2 separate regions of the Homo sapiens genome follow, and region 2 is linked to region 1. Evidence: chromatin loops called from intact Hi-C (ENCODE). Cell type or tissue: heart left ventricle. All regions are shown on one strand.

Region 1 (8,000 bases):
GGGAAAAAGGGGCTACAAAATGTTTGCCTTTCATAGAAACTGACTTTGTTCCTCCTGGTTTCTTAGGGAAAGAAAAAGTCTCTCTGCAAATAGTGTGCCAATGGGTGCCTTTCACCCAGGAAGGGTGGCCACTGAGAAAGTGAATAGAAAATCCAAACTCACAATTACTATGGCTTATTGAACAATGTCTGGCACTGCCAAAGAGTGAAAAAATGTAGGTTAGAAAATGTAAATAATAGTGCAGCTCATTGGAAAGCCAAATTCTGTGCAGTTCTTTAAGAGAGAAAGATACAACTTACAGTCTGAAAAATGCAGAAAAAATCTCAATACTCCTCCCCACTGTAGCCATATTTTAAAGAGAAGAAAATTGAGGCAAAATGGAGCAATCTTTTGGGAACCCCAAATGGGGCTGAAGATTCTGCCCAAGTTATAGCTCTGAGTCTCAGACTCCCAGGTAAACTCTTTCAGCAGACCATGACCTCTCCAGAAGCAGGTGTATCCAAGTAGTCTGGCTCAAAAAACAAAAAGACATTATACCTTGAGCTCTGTTCTTCCTCGAAGCTCCACTTCATAGCCCTCACTCAGATTTTGAAGAATTGTAACAGTGCTGAGACTGACATGAATGCGATAAGCTGCAAAAGAAGGAGAGACATGATTTGGGCTCCTTTCTCACTGGCAAAATTAATGAGAAAATGTCAATGTAATAAATGTCTTCACTTGTAAATGAACTAGACCATTAGCAACGTCCTGAGAGAGGTTTACTTAGGGTTTCACAAGAGGAGGAGACGGAGTGATGGCCTTCTTCACCAGGCCGAAATAAGGCATTAGTTGTAGCACCTATCAGCCTCCTAGACACTATCTTAAATGAAAGGCCATGCAATAGAAAGGTGTTAATTTAACTCAAAGGTTGAGATGGAGAAACCAGCATCTACTGTGCTCTCAGCTGAAACGTGACGTCATTTGAAGAAAGCTTGACTTCAGCAGCTTCTTTCACAGGCTGCTACTATGGCTGAACTCTCATGCTTTACATATCTTAGGCAAAATGATGTCTTTTCCATATGCATTCTTACAACTCTCTCTCAACATTGCTACACTTAAAAATAAAACATCAATGAGAAATATCCCAAGAACTCTTTCAACAAATATTTTATGAAGACTGTACATTTATAGCTGACGTTTGGGTGGGGGCACCTAGCTGTGTTTACACATGAATGTACTATTTTCTAACCAATGATCTCAATCTGGGATAAGAGATTTACATAGGGAACTGCCACGTTAAAATTTTATTTAGAACCTAAGGGTAATTATTTGATTAAGAATAATCACTTGTTCACTCAGGTAAGATCCTTGACATTTCTAAAAACTGTCACCCTATGAAGTGAGACCTTGTTGAGGTTGAGTCTTAAATAAAAGTCCAAGGCTAGTTTTCACACATGCTTGAGAAAATCATTTTTTTTAAAAAAAAAGCTGATTACAACCTGAGTAGGAAGGCATGGCGGGAGAGAACTGCAAGGAGTTTCTGCTGTGTATACTCACAGTGACTTTCTTTCTCTTGATAGCTCAGTACTGTTGTTTGTTTGTGCCTTCCTCATTAACTCATGATCATCCAAAGCCCTTACTCAAAAAAGGTTGACCTATTCCTAAAATACACATGCCCAGCCAGTATATTCCTAGCCAGTCCTATGTGTGCATCCCACAAGCATCTGGTCTTCAGGGAGCCTTTCAGTAGAGTAATCTTGATGGTAGGGAACACACAGCTTAAAAGAGAGATAGCTCATACCAACCACCATCCACTTGTATGGTAGGGAGAATCACTCCAGGACTGGGTCACGAGTCACTTCCATTCCAGAATCTCAGTGGTTTCAACTGAGCACAAAGGAGATATTGATGAAATAATTTTTTTATTAATAGATATGTGACATGTCCTGATTTCATATCCAATGTGAGGAGAGGCTACCTCTCTACAGATCTCCATTCAGTTGTGGAGCTTAATGTCATATTTGGGTCATAGTCATTAGCTTTTAGAAAAGCACATTAACCAGCTCCTTTAGCACAGAGAGCACACGCGTATACTTCTTTGTATGCTTCACAATAACTTCCTTGCACAGTCAGTGCTTAATAAACACCTGCTGTGGGTGATTCACTCCATTTTCTTCGTTCTAGCTGATCACTGGGCAAGGTGCTGTCTACATCTCAAAATTCAATTTCTGGTCTCAACTTTGTATTTCCAATGTGAAATGTGTGGAGTTTTCCCTGGTTCAGACCAGAATATGACTTCAGCCTTCTACAAGCTTACATCAGTCCAGAATACTGTGCCAAATCTGCATTGCAGTTCCATGATAAATTTCACTTCATCTTGGGTTGCACTTCAAGAGTAAAGTCATATGCAAAGTTATATTAATGCAGCAGTTCCTGGATGACTACTTCCATGGCCTCTGCCATATCTAAGGAGTTTGAAGACTTTCCCAGATGTCAGAAAATTTATTCTGACAACAGCTTCTAAGTTCCATACTGCCTCCTTAATCATGGCAGCACAGGCTAGATTGACTAAGACTGGACCCATTGTGTAAGCCTGTTTCTACACATGAGTGATGGGAAGTGGGGTCAGACAGGGCACCACCCACTGTGATACAGTCCACCATAACATCAGGGACTAGTTTGAGTACAGTGCTGAAGCTTGGGAAGAACTCGTCTTGCCAGAGTTAAGCCCTTCTAAGGGCTTAAGTGGTTTCTTCCCTTTTTTGGTACAAAATCCATGAAAAATGAAAACTGCATATAGAATTTAATGTTATTCTCTATGCTTTTCCTATAGTAGCATAAAAAATGCTTTGCTCAACCATGATATAAGCAAAAGGCACATTGTGATTCTGTAGTGGTAGTAAATAACCGAGTAAGAGTTGAGCCAGCATCTTACAAACAACAGACAAATGGCATATGGTTTGTACAGTTTTCTTTTCAAAGAAGCAGAGAAGAAATGGTATCTTTGATAGTATGTCTGTTTTGATAGAAGCTAAGGGTTTTATATACAGGGAAGTTGCAATAAATTATTTCAGAATTCCAAGCTACTTGGATTGAGGGATTATTGCTAGCTAAATTGTAGAGGCTATTTGATGAAGCCAGAACTCCTGGGGTCCTAACTGGTTCAAAAAGGGGACTGCAACAGCAAACAGCAGCCAGCTGGGAGGCAGCTGGCTTCAGTGCGTCTCCACAAACTAGTTGAAAAATGGAAAATATTAGTCCCTTATGTAGTTCTTTTCTCAACATGACTCCCACAAACCCACAAGCCCGGCCAATTTTTTTCTTTACCCAAAATACTATTTTAGCTGTTTTTATCAAATTGAGTGGCTGTTTTGGTGTCACTTAGCTACAGCTTCATTTCTAGAGAAAGAAAGGTACATGTTCAGTCCAACATCACCCCCTACTGGTTTGCCATTAGAGACCAGGAAAATCCGTGATAAATCTTAATCTTCTCAAATTATCTTTTATTTTTCTTTAAAACATTGAAACATCAAGTATCCTGCTCTCTTTCACCTCTCTGAAGAAGAATCACCTTCTCAATAGCAGAGTGGTGCCATCCTATCCATCTCTCTATTAGGTACTCACGTAAGCCTGTAGATTCCATCCGAGAAGCTGTGTTCACAGTGTCTCCAAACAAGCAGTATCTGGGCATGGTGAGGCCCACCACTCCAGCAACAACCGGCCCTATAGAGTATCAGGGGGTTGGAATTACAGTCAACAGGTATGCACCCAATGCTAATAGAGGAATAGTGCAAAGAGGAAGGAATGTATCTTTGTAAAAGAATAAAAGTTGCCATCATATAGCTCTGTGAATCTGAAGAAAGACACAATGAGTAGTGAACTCTTTGCCCTACAAGAAAGCAAATTTATAACAATGCAGACATGACTGCCCTTCTGATGTATACCTTTGTTCCACGTAACAGTTACACCTGAGATGCTTATATTTGTCAACAGGGACAAACAAGTATCAAACCCAAACCAGAAAGGCCTGGGCAGGGATTCAGGGTCCAAACATGTTTGTTGTAAGGAAAAAAATGTGACTTTTTCTTGTGCCTTAGGGTTGGAAGAAAGGCTTTCATGGGTTTATCTGGTTCCCAAACTGTGTCTATCAAGAGAATTATTCTAAAACATTTCAAAAATCTGAAAACAAATAGAGCTGACTTTCAATTATCTGTGTTGGGGCATGGAAAAGCAGTATGTATATATAATCAAAGGATATTTTGCATTTAGCATTTTTTGTTCTTACATTTTAATATGGCTGTGTTAAGTGTTCAAGGTAATTGAGAAAACTTCAGCAGCCGTACTGAAAAGTCAGTTTGGGAGTATCCAGAAAGTTCTTCACCTTCAACTTTCTGGTTTCTGCTCTGATTTTGTTTTCCTAAAAAGAGATAGGGGGTCTCACCATATTTCCCACGCTGGTATCGAACTCCTGAGCTCAAGTGATCCCCCCACCTCGGCCTCCCAAAGTACTGGGATTACAGGCATGAGCCACCATGCCTGGCCTTCTGCTCTGTTTTTACGGCTAGGCACCAAGGGGAATAAAAAAGAAATGTAACACATAGTCTCAGTTCTCCAGGAATTTATAGTCTAATTGAAGAGAAGATACTATCAAAGAGGAAGCAATTAAGCAGTAACCCAAGACAACATATGGCTGAGGCAAGAAGCACAGACAGAGGTGCTATAATAACTCAGAAAATGGGAGGAGGTGCTTATTAGGACCTGACTCAATCAAGAAGGGTCCAGTGGAGAAGGTAGGATTTGATCTAGGTCTTGATGGGTGAGTAGGATTTGAACAGTGGAAAAGGGACATAAATCAAAGGCTTGTGGTTGGGATTGTACAGGGAATTTGGGAAGCTCTTAGAGAGAACAGTCTGCCTAGTTCACATGGCTCACGAGAAACTGGAGACAAGGTTGGATTAAGTGGGTTGTACAAGATGGAGGATCTTGAACCACTAGAGAATTTTGAGCAAGGAATTGCATGATCTTTTTTCTCAGATCAGTGTATAAAATGCATTGAAAGGGGAAAATGTAAAACCAGGAAAACCCTCCAGATGGCTGCTGCAGTAATCCAAGCACAAAGTACTTAAAAGGAGGCAATGATAAGAAGTGGATGGCCATGAAGAAGTAATAAGAGAGACGTAAAAGAATCAACAGATTTATTGGCTGTCTGATTGACAACCATGAGAAAATTGCCATGAGCTTGTGAGTTTATGCTGATTTGTGGGAAAAGATGACTTGAAGTTTTAAATATGTTAAATTTGAAATAATGGTGAACCCTACAAGAAGAGGTATGCTGAGGGGGGTTGGAAATGTGAAACTGAAGCACAAATGACAGATGAGGGCTTTTCTCTAAAAGAAAAAATCAAACGCCTGCTATGTGCTAAGAACTCTGGATACAAACATGAGTAAGATATGCTTCCTGCCACCAAGGAGCTTAAAGCCTAATGGAAGGACAGACAAGGAAACACAGATTATGCTGATGACTATGAGAAGGATGGATGGTAAGAGGCAAGAGTGAAAGCAAGAAGATGCTATTGCAGTGATCCAGGCAAGAGATCTTGGTGTCCCAGGCTTGGGTTGTGAGAGTGAATAAGAGACAAGAGAGATCAATAAATATTTAAAAGGTAAAGAGTGTTCAAGACTTAGTAGTTAGTTGAACGTTAAAGGTCAGAGTAAGGGAGGAGTCAAAGAGAATGACTCTCAAGACTAACTGGAGTAACTAGGTCAATGGTGGTACCACCAACTGAAATAGAGAATAAATATAAGAAGAGCAGGAAGTTTGTATGGGTAAAAAAATAATTGTTTTAGATGTGTCGAGTCTAAGGTCCATGTGGAACATTCAGGTGGGCATATCAGCAGGAATTTTGATATAGAAGGCTGAAGCTTAAGGGAGAAGACTGCACTAAAGCTGTGGAGTTGGAAGTCATCAGCGTACAAGTGGTAGTTAAACCACAGATATGAATGAGATCACCCATGAGAGTATGTAGGAGGAGAAAAACAGTGGATCCTGACAGAACACTGGAGAAGACCAATATAAGGGACAATTAGAGACAAAAGGAATTATCAGACAGTGGTAGGAAATGAAAGTCAGGTTGCTGTGGGTTGAGTAATAAATTAGAGGTGAGACATGCAGACAGCAAAAAGATCACAAGACTGAGAGCTTTGCAGAAAATGTTAGAGAACAGGAAGAGTCAAGAGAACCAGTAAATAAAGTGAAAAGCAGCATTCACAGAGTGAGGAGCATGTCATAAAAGCCAATTGAGGAGCATTTTAGGGAGGCTTGTCATGAATTCCAGATGCTGCAGAGGTAAAGGCAGACAAGGACCGGGGAAAGTGGTGAGAACTGAAGTCAGATTGCAAAGGGGCTAAGGAGGGAGTGGACAGTGAAGAAATGGCACAGTGGATGTCATTCATTTTTTTAAAGAAGTTTGGTAGGAAAGGGGTGAAAAGGATGGGGGAAGGAAAGGAGCCTAGAAGAGCAGAGCAGAGAGAAAAAGGTGGGGAGTGGATACAGAAGCAAGAGGAGCTAGTAGGTAATGAATGTGGGAGGAAAATAATTCAGAAGTAGGGATTTTAATTAATTAAATGAATTATCCTAACTACAACATATACCTGTTGATCTTGTAGCATAGTCAAACATGGAAATATTGCCTCTAACCAAAATGGTAGATTAAAAGAGTTTAGTACCTGGAACAAGGAGCTGCTGCCCACTGTGTTAGTGCAGGTACTGGGAGGAGAGTAAATTTGGGTAGGCATAAAGGAATTATGCAGCCCGGACACCTGGATAATCCGGTGGCCAGGAATCAGGGGAGAGCTATCTTTTTCCCTTTCTTTTTTAGTCTTCCTAGAGGCGCATTAGAATGTTTCCTCTTACTTTAACTGGTTATTACCTGAGTGAAGGCCAATTCGAATTCGGACCGGCACTTCTGGCATGTGCCGCATCTTGAAAGTGCCCACAGAGCTCAGGATATCTAAGGACATGTTTGCAATCTCAGCTGCATGCCTACTGCCATTCCTCTTTGGGAGGCCTGAAGCCACCATGTAGGCATCTCCAATGGTCTCTACCTGGGAATTAGGAAAAATAGAATTAGCAAACAACTTATTTGTGCTTCTTTTTAGCACAGAGCTGTAAGGGTATAATGGAGGCCAGGTGGTCTTGTTGTAAAGTGAGAAAGGCAGAGAGGGACTGTCAATGATCCACAAGTCTGGCTGCATGTTAGAATTGCTTAAGGAGCTTTATTAAAAATACTGAAGTCTAGGCCCCACACCAAGAGATTCTGAAATAAGTGTAGCTACCTCACAGGCTCCTGATTGACCTTAGAAAAATACCAGGCTCTGAGACATTTGGGGAGAAGAGAAAAGGGAGATTTCTGGGACTGTCCCTAGGGTGTCCATGGGGGAGCATCTTAGGAGAAAGTGCCTATGATGCTTCCCAGCAAATGTTTCTATAGATTATTTGGGGTAAATAAGCTAGGGTAGCCTTAAGGAAAATATAGGGAAGGGGAAAGGAAGAACATTCCCTCTGCTTTGCCTTGCTAATACGATGAAGTTAGTTTTGCAGGCCTATTGGGTATGAGAACTGAGTCTCTTTCCACCAGTTACCTCCTCCTCTCCTACTGCTACCTCCCTGAGGAGCAGCAGTACTGGCCCTCAACTGCTTTGCAGGGGACGGTTAGGGCTGGACACTTGGAAATAAAGCCAAATCTATGTTCCTCACCTTCCCCACAGAAGTGTGCTCACTTTTAGATAACCAGTAAGTTGAAACTTTTTGGGTAAATCCAAAAAATAACTAAGCTGAAGGGACTTTTTATGAAATGCGCCAGTCAGACTGTGTTACTACAAGTTTGAATCCAGTTAAAACCCATGTGTTCCCAGAGAACTGCACTCACAGAATACAACAGTTAAGAACATGAAACTCTGAAGTTATACCATCTTGATTAGCATTTAAGATTCAACACTTACAAACTGTGTGGCCATGGGCA
Region 2 (8,000 bases), 690 kb before region 1:
TTCTCCTTTTCCTTTACCAGATGTGCAGTATGTGAAGCTCCAGCTGTGGTGATCGCAGTTCACAGTCAGACGATCCAGATTCCCCATTGTCCTCAGGGATGGGATTCTCTGTGGATTGGTTATTCCTTCATGATGGTATTTTACACTCTTCCTTGCATTTGTCATCATAGCTGACTGTCCATTCCATCTACATTTCTTCCCAATATGAGGAATCCCTGTCATTTGCATAATAAGAAGCTTAAACTTCAAACAGCTTCTATCCAAGCACTGTGTTCCCCCTCACACATTTTTTGTAACATATTTTCATAATCTGCCTATTACTTTTTTTTGACTACCCTTGGTGTGGATACTATTGTCTTACCTCTGGGCCTGTTCCTTCACTAGATTTGAATTTGGCCAAGCTCAGCACACATCTTTGGATATTCACTAAGCTATTATGGCACATGGGTATTGCGGCACATTTTTCCTTGTCTTTTATAGCATACAAGTGCAGGGGCAGAAGGCTCAGGTCAAGCCCTAGCCTCCCCTGGTTCCTGCTTGGAAGAGTTTCGTTCAGCTCCCTTCATCGAATGTCATGGGAGGGGTACCTGTAACTACTATGCCAACTCCTACAGCTTTTGGCTGGCAACTGTAGATGTGTCAGACATGTTCAGGTAAAGTGCTTATAGCTTTAATTCAGGTCCAAAGCTTCCTTCAGAGATGCTAGGGAAGAAAGAGACAATTTATGGATGGTTTATCCTCAACAAATGTTAGGAATTTATTGGATTGTGTACTTTATTCTTGCTTGTTCTTCTCATATACATGACTCAGGTCAGAAAAACAGACTTGATTATTAATATTAGGTGAGTTTGGTTTGTGATAGCTTAGTAGTAATCCTTCAATAATGAAACAGAGATAAAGAAAGGTTATGTGACCTTCCTAATAAGTCAGCAGCTGTTCAACTAGATTGAGACCACCCCAGGAATTGAAGTTACAGTCTGTCTTTTCCCTCTCAGTCCAGTGGTCTCCTTTCCCAGGATATTTTAAAGATTCTCATTTAAGGGTTTGAATGAGCAAGACATACGTAATGTATGTACCTCAGGATACTTCATTCTGTTGATTTTTTTCAGTTTAAATTTATTTTTATGTGTTGCTTTTGGGTTATCACTACTTGGTATTTTTCTTATGGTCCTTGTTATCTATCATAACATCATCAGTTGCCCAGATTTCCCTCATCCTGTGAATATTAGAAAAATGTATGAGAGAAAGAGAAAAAGATAGAAAATGAGAGGGAAACACAAATATACAAAGATAATAGTGGTGGGGAGAATCGTTACAAAATATCTATGACCACTAATGGCTCTTAAACCATACTAGTCACTGCATTAGATCATATTGCTGAAAAGTAAACCATTAAGTCACCAAGAGAGCTACTTAACACACAAAAAATGTTTAGTTATAAATTTGAACCAGTAACAGAATTGAAATACCAGAAAATGTGGATCTGATTGTCTTATTTCTTATTTCCCAGTAAACCTCAGTCAGAAACGCTGAAAGCAGGAGACTTGAGGACACGAATTAGCCGATGTCAAGTGTGCATGAAGAGGACATAACATTTTGAAGAATTCCTTTTGTGTTTTAAAATGTGATATATATATATATAAAATTCCTAGGATGCAGTGTCTCATTGTCCCCAACTTTACTACTGCTGCCGTCAATGGTGCTACTATATATGATCAAGATAACATGCTGACTAGTAACCATGAAGATTCAGATGTACCTCAGCAATGCGCCAGAGCAAAGTCTCTATTATTTTTCTACTAAAGAAATAAGGAAGTGAATTTACTTTTTGGGTCCAGAATGACTTTCTCCAAGAATTATAAGATGAAAATTATATATTTTGCCCAGTTACTAAAATGGTACATTAAAAATTCAATTAAGAGAAGAGTCACATTGAGTAAAATAAAAGACTGCAGTTTGTGGGAAGAATTATTTTTCACGGTGCTACTAATCCTGCTGTATCCCGGGTTTTTAATATAAAGGTGTTAAGCTTATTTTGCTTTGTAAGTAAAGAATGTGTATATTGTGAACAGCCTTTTAGCTCAAAATGTTGAGTCATTTACATATGACATAGCATGAATCACTCTTTACAGAAAATGTAGGAAACCCTAGAATACAGACAGCAATATTTTATATTCATGTTTATCAAAGTGAGAGGACTTATATTCCTACATCAAGTTACTACTGAGAGTAAATTTATTTTGAGTTTTATCCCGTAAGTTCTGTTTTGATTTTTTTTAAAAAACAAACCCTTTTAGTCACTTTAATCAGAATTTTAAATGTTCATGTTACATACCAAATTATAATATCTAATGGAGCAATTTGTCTTTTGCTATATTCTCCAAGATTATCTCTTAAGACCATATGCCCCCTGTTTTAATGTTTCTTACATCTTGTTTTTACTCATTTCTGACTGGACAAAGTTCTTCCAAACAATTCTGAGAAACAAAAACACACACGCAGAATTAACAATTCTTTTCCCTGTGCTTCTTATGTAAGAATCCTCCTGTGGCCTCTGCTTGTACAGAACTGGGAAACAACACTTGGTTAGTCTCTTTTAAGTTACAAAAAGCCAATTGATGTTTCTTATTCTTTTTAAATTTTAAATATTTTGTTATAAATACTCACAGGATACCTTATTTCCCTAGCTATCATCTCCTGACTTAATGTTTTTTAAACCCACCAATATAAATTTAATTAAAGATATATGTTGTAAGGATGGTCTGTTGTGTATCTCTTCAGCCTGTGTGGAAAAAACCCCTGCTCATTTACAGATAGATTACCAATCTGCACATCAACAAGTCATCTCTTCCCAGGGAATCAGTTTCTCCACGCTTTGATCACTCTGTTAGTAGATAGAAAACATAGTAATGTAAACTTTTTCCAATGAAGAAAACTACCTATTGGAAGACATTTCCAAGATAATAAATTTCTTGACAACATTGTGTTAATGGCTAAGAAAGGAAACAACTGGCTTCTATTTGGGGAAGAATTCATTAATAATGTTTAAAGCAGGTTAGTGACCTAATATTCTTAATGATTAAGAATGAACACGCATAGTTCTCTAAAATAGTCAAGGACTGGTTAAAAATAAAATATTAAAAACTTCCATAGTAAAATTTGTGTTACAGCTAAAAGATAAAACAACCAAAACAATTTTGAGTATTCTAAATCCTAATATGGACCTATGTAAAATCTAAAGCTTAGAATCTCTGGTGGTAAAACTTAGGATCCAAACAATGATAACTATCTAATTATTTTATTGATTCTGGATAGCCACCAATCGCAAATTTTAGCTCTATTTTTTCATTTAGTCCCATGCATAAAGTCAGTAATGAGTAATTGTAACTGAAAACACCATATCACAGCCCCACAGATTCTTCTACATGGTGTACACTCAAAGGTGCCCCTTCTGTTATAGTCGCAAACACTAATTCCAGAGATTTTGCTTTTTGTAGCTTTCCCTCTCATTTATAGCTGGTTGAAAGCCTTGGCCCAAAAAGAACCTCCTTTGTTTGTTTGTTTGTTTTGTTTTGTTTTGTTTTGTTTTGTTTTGTTTTGAGACAGTCTCCTCTGTCACCCAGGCTGGAGTGCAATGGCGTGATCTCGGCTCACTGCAACATCCACCTCCTGGGTTCAAGGCGATTCTCCCACCTCAGCCTCCAGACTAGCTGGAACTACAGGTGCATACCACCACGCCCGGCTAATTTTTTGTATTTTTAGTAGAGACGGGGTTTCACCATGTTGCCCAGGCTGGTCTTGAACTCCTGAACTCAAGCGATCTGCCTGCCTCGGCCTCCCAGAGTGCTGAGATTACAGGTGTGAGACACCACGCCCATCCCAGAACCTCCTAATTTTTAAATTGTTGCATGTGCAGCTAGTCTATGTGTTTCTTAAATCTCCTAACTATTCCTAGCCCTGCTTTGTTGTTTGAAGTACACAAATTCATTCCAGGACATTAATATTGTTAACCCTCTCTTGCCATGAATTATTCAAAGATTAATCTAGCTGCTCTACTAGTTACCTATGGTGAGTTTTTTGTGTTTTGTTTTGTTTTGTTTTTGTTTTTGTTTTTTTTTGCTTTTTTATCATCTGTGAAATTTCCAGAAGTACTATGGTAAGTTTTACAGTCATACACAATTAATAGCTTTCTCACATTGGCAGGAAATGAATGAACTATTCTGCTTAATCAGATAGTTTGACTACCAAATATTTATGTGTACCAAATGTGGTTTTACCAGTTAATGAATCTTTCGTGATTCAGATGTTACTTAAGGACCAAATCCTAGTATTTTATAGCTGTGTATGTGTGTGTGTGTGTGTGTGTGTGTGTGTGTGTGTGTGTGTGTACCCACACACACGTGCACATGTATCTTCAGAAAAATTGAGGTCTACATGAATAACTTCCATTATATATATATTACGTAATATATATATACACACACACACATATGGATAAGTGTATACACACACATGTGTTGTGTAAGAAAGTAGACATTCCAATTATTTTTATAGCTTATTGGCCTGATCTTTGCTATGTTGGTGTCACACTCATTGCTTCCAAAGGAGGTTGTATTGGACACCTTGTGATTGTATGATGTTTTTTCCCACCCATCCAAATTTGAACAACACTTTTTCATTCTTGTAGTGGCAATAAGGTTCTTTGCCTCAATGTCATGCCAAGCCATCAAATGCTTATTCAGAAGTTAATCACAAGAGGGCACTATTGCCTATAAAAATGAATCAGCATGTGTAATGATTTGAGCTCATTGGTGGTGGTGGTAGGGTTGTCTAAAGTCCTGTCTCTAGATTCCCTGTTTTAAGTTTCATTTATTCTTTCAGCCTCATAAAAATCATTAGCAAGTACTTGAAGAGGTGGCCTAGTTTCCCAATGTCTGCATCCAAAACGAAGAGAACAGCTTTGCTGTCAAAGATTCTCTTTTGTTTTTTTGTTTGTTTGTTTTTGAGACGGAGTTTTGCTCTTGTTGCCCAGGCTGGAGTACAATGGCACGATCTCGGCTCACTGCAACCTCTGCCTCCTGGGTTCAGCGATTCTCCTGCCTCAGCCTCCAGAGTAGCTGGGATTACAGGCATGTGCCACCACACCTGGCTAATTTTGTATTTTTAGTAGAGACGGGGTTTCTTCATGTTGGTTAGATTCTCTTCTTAAGAGCCTGATTAACAGTTGGTTCTGGTAGCACTTCCCATGCCTCTCAACACAGAAGCAAGGAGCAATCACTTTTGTTTGGCCGGAACTTCAGTTGGTTTCCTTGGCAGAGAAACTCAGTTCTCAGGCTGGACTATACAAACACCTTCATCCCTAGGCAGCTCCAAAATAAATTGAATAATATTTTAAAATCATGTCATTTCCATTTTAGAGCAGTGGTTTTAGAGTATATTCAGGGAGCTTGGAAAGTTTGTTTGGTGGAAATACTCCTAAGTTGGAATTGAATCCAGAGAGGCCTGTCTCCTGAGTTCTATATCAACAAATATTGATTGGATGCTTGTTAGCTAAGGACACCATGAAGGATAGCAATCTAAAATGAACTCAACCTCAACCAGGAGAATAAGCAGTGACCATAATATAGTAAATCCTCACTTCACGTGGTCAATATATTTTTAGAAGCTGTGACTTTAAAGGAAACGATGTCCAATATTATTCAGTTATAATGTTGATGAAGAAAAAATGGATTTGTTATATGTCGTTTAGCTTTAAAGTCAAAGTTTCCAAGAACCTATGGACGTTAACTGAGGACTTACTGTATGTATACTGGAAAAGAGGTATGCTAGTCTGTCTTTGACTACCAAATCTTACTAATTCTAGGCCAGATAATGGGGATTTTTGTAAGAGTAGCTGTCTGGAGGAAGCTGGCTCACCAACCTGTTCCCCAAAACATGGGCTAAAATCACATTTATGTAATCTTAATCATCTATTTCTCTGTTAGTGGACTGCATACCCAACACCTGACCCTACAGGATAACAAATTGCTTACATAATACCAATTTATGCCAAATATCTTCTGTTTCCCCCTCTACCATCACATTTCATCCTGCTTTCTGCCCCAGAGGGTTCCTGAGCCCTCTGGCTTCTGATTGGGTTCAACCAGTTGGAAGTCCCAGCAGAATACCAGAGGAGGGGACAAGAGTTGGGTTAGGGTATTTATTTTCATGGCTCTTTCTCTATGAGGTTACCTCAGGTTGGTTTGTGACTCTCAATTGAATGTCCCTACTGCTCTCAAGATGACTTACTATTCCTAATTATCTTCCTTTCTGGTTCTACTAACCCCTTCTCATGTTTTCAGGTCTAGGTGTGATGGGTATGGTGACAAGTCTGCTGTTGCTGTGCTGCTAGACCTGGATTCCTGAACAACCATTTGTGATTCCCCCTCCACACCATCTATATATTTCTAATTAAACTCTCCTCAGATTATCCTAATTTAAGTGTGTTGTACTTTTGTTGTTGATACTCCAACGAATACTCAACACTTCTAGTTTCCAAAATCTAGAGAAAGTGCTTTATTTCCATATGTGACAAAATGAGGGTGAATTGATAAAACTGACATGCATGATTAAGCATGCATCTTTGACTTTGAACTAAGGGATGGGCCAGCAGAAATATGACTTAACACCACTTAATCTAAGACCTAGTTTATCAAGAGTTATTGGAAGCTGTGTTCCAGGGTACTTATGGTGAAATGAGGCAAAATATGTTCCTTATGATCCTAAATTATTTATCTTTTTCCAATTAGTGTCCCACTGGATCTCTAAAGAATGCACTTTTATTTCCCCCAGGTAGTCATTTGTCTTCCTACATCTTAACTTCAAATAATTAATTTGTTAACTCATTAGCAGACTAGATTACAAGTACCAATAACTCATCTCTGAAAGCTCCAAAGAGAAACTCCCGGTAGTATTACTTCAACCAGAGGAATCTGCTAAGCCAGATATACCTGCTTGCAGTCAGTGAAAAGCCCTGAAGTGTTACTAGCTGAGAAATGAGTAATTTATTAGTGGTTTTCTAGCCTCAAGAGCATCTGTAAAAGTAAGCCTGCAGAAGTTCTTCACATCTGCTTCCCTTCTGTTCAAGGGTACCAGAGTGAATGCTTATACTAGGGATTATGGAAGACAGGTCATGTTCTAAAGCCAAAGACAGCCTGAGAATACTGTACTTGGTAATTTCAACCAGTCCCACACCGAACCTACCAAGAAGCCAACATACTCTCTCTTCAAGCAAAATAGTTTCCTGGTTGATTTTCATAGGGCCAGCAAAGTGCTTGCTGTTGCCAGTCTATCATAAGCTACAATGGTAACCCCCGATGTCAGATCCTTGTGTCTCTCTGACACAATAATTTGACCTTTGCTTGGGCTGCAAGGAAGGCTACCTCTAACACCTCAGTAGTAATAAGACTAACACCTTATATGTATGTAGTTCTTATTAAAATATCATCCTTTACACATTTCATCTGAGTCTCAACAACTCTGATGTACTCAAGCAGTGCAAGGATTAGTCTCCAATATACAGATGTGGAAGCTGAGCCTTGGAATGGTTAACTGACCCCAAAAGTCACAAGTTACTAAGTTCTTTTCACTCCAAATCTAATCGTCACTTTTGAGCCATGAAGATGCCTATATCTAAAATCTTATAATCCTGTGTGGTAGACATTCATAGCAATATATATAGAGGTCTCTGCCTCATGAGAAGTGATAGGCTGTATGTTTTGGAAGTCTTGGTTCCCAGGTAAGGATGAATGCTTTCCTAGCACCTTTGCAGCACCTGAAACCCCTTGGAATTAACCTTTAGGCACAGGGGGCTTATAGTTAATCCATTGTACCTCAGGATACTCTGTCTGGTCTAAGCCTCTATAGCTAAAGAAAACTTTATGGGTGTGGCCTGGTGCCCTCATGTGAACTTCCTCAGGGCTTTTGAATCCAGATGAACTCCTGGAATTTAAATGCCCTGG

The links. Hi-C counts contacts between places; a loop is a spot of excess contacts. Peaks named below come from ENCODE experiments on the same cell type or tissue, not always from the same donor. Only the 100,000 strongest peaks of a DNase experiment are listed, where the experiment ranks them.
Region 2: it touches region 1 in a loop (5-fold over the local background); 14 of 110 quality-filtered maps call a loop at or near these places.

Annotation. Positions count from the first base shown.
Region 1 is chrX:109,381,581-109,389,580 of GRCh38, forward strand. It overlaps GUCY2F (guanylate cyclase 2F, retinal), which reads right to left. Exons shown (of 20, transcript NM_001522.3): 15 at 6,909-7,083; 16 at 3,604-3,702; 17 at 538-632. Among named protein-coding and RNA genes, the nearest start is that of GUCY2F, 97 kb to the right of the region's middle. In heart left ventricle, a CTCF peak has its summit at 3,445 (motif pointing left); no DNase peak of the experiment used is centred here; H3K27ac peaks cover 373 bases.
Region 2 is chrX:108,694,787-108,702,786 of GRCh38, forward strand. It overlaps COL4A5 (collagen type IV alpha 5 chain), which reads left to right. Exons shown (of 53, transcript NM_033380.3): 51 at 21-135; 52 at 481-653; 53 at 1,511-2,759. The coding sequence ends at 1,592. Among named protein-coding and RNA genes, the nearest start is that of IRS4-AS1, 38 kb to the right of the region's middle. In heart left ventricle, a CTCF peak has its summit at 4,780 (motif pointing right); no DNase peak of the experiment used is centred here.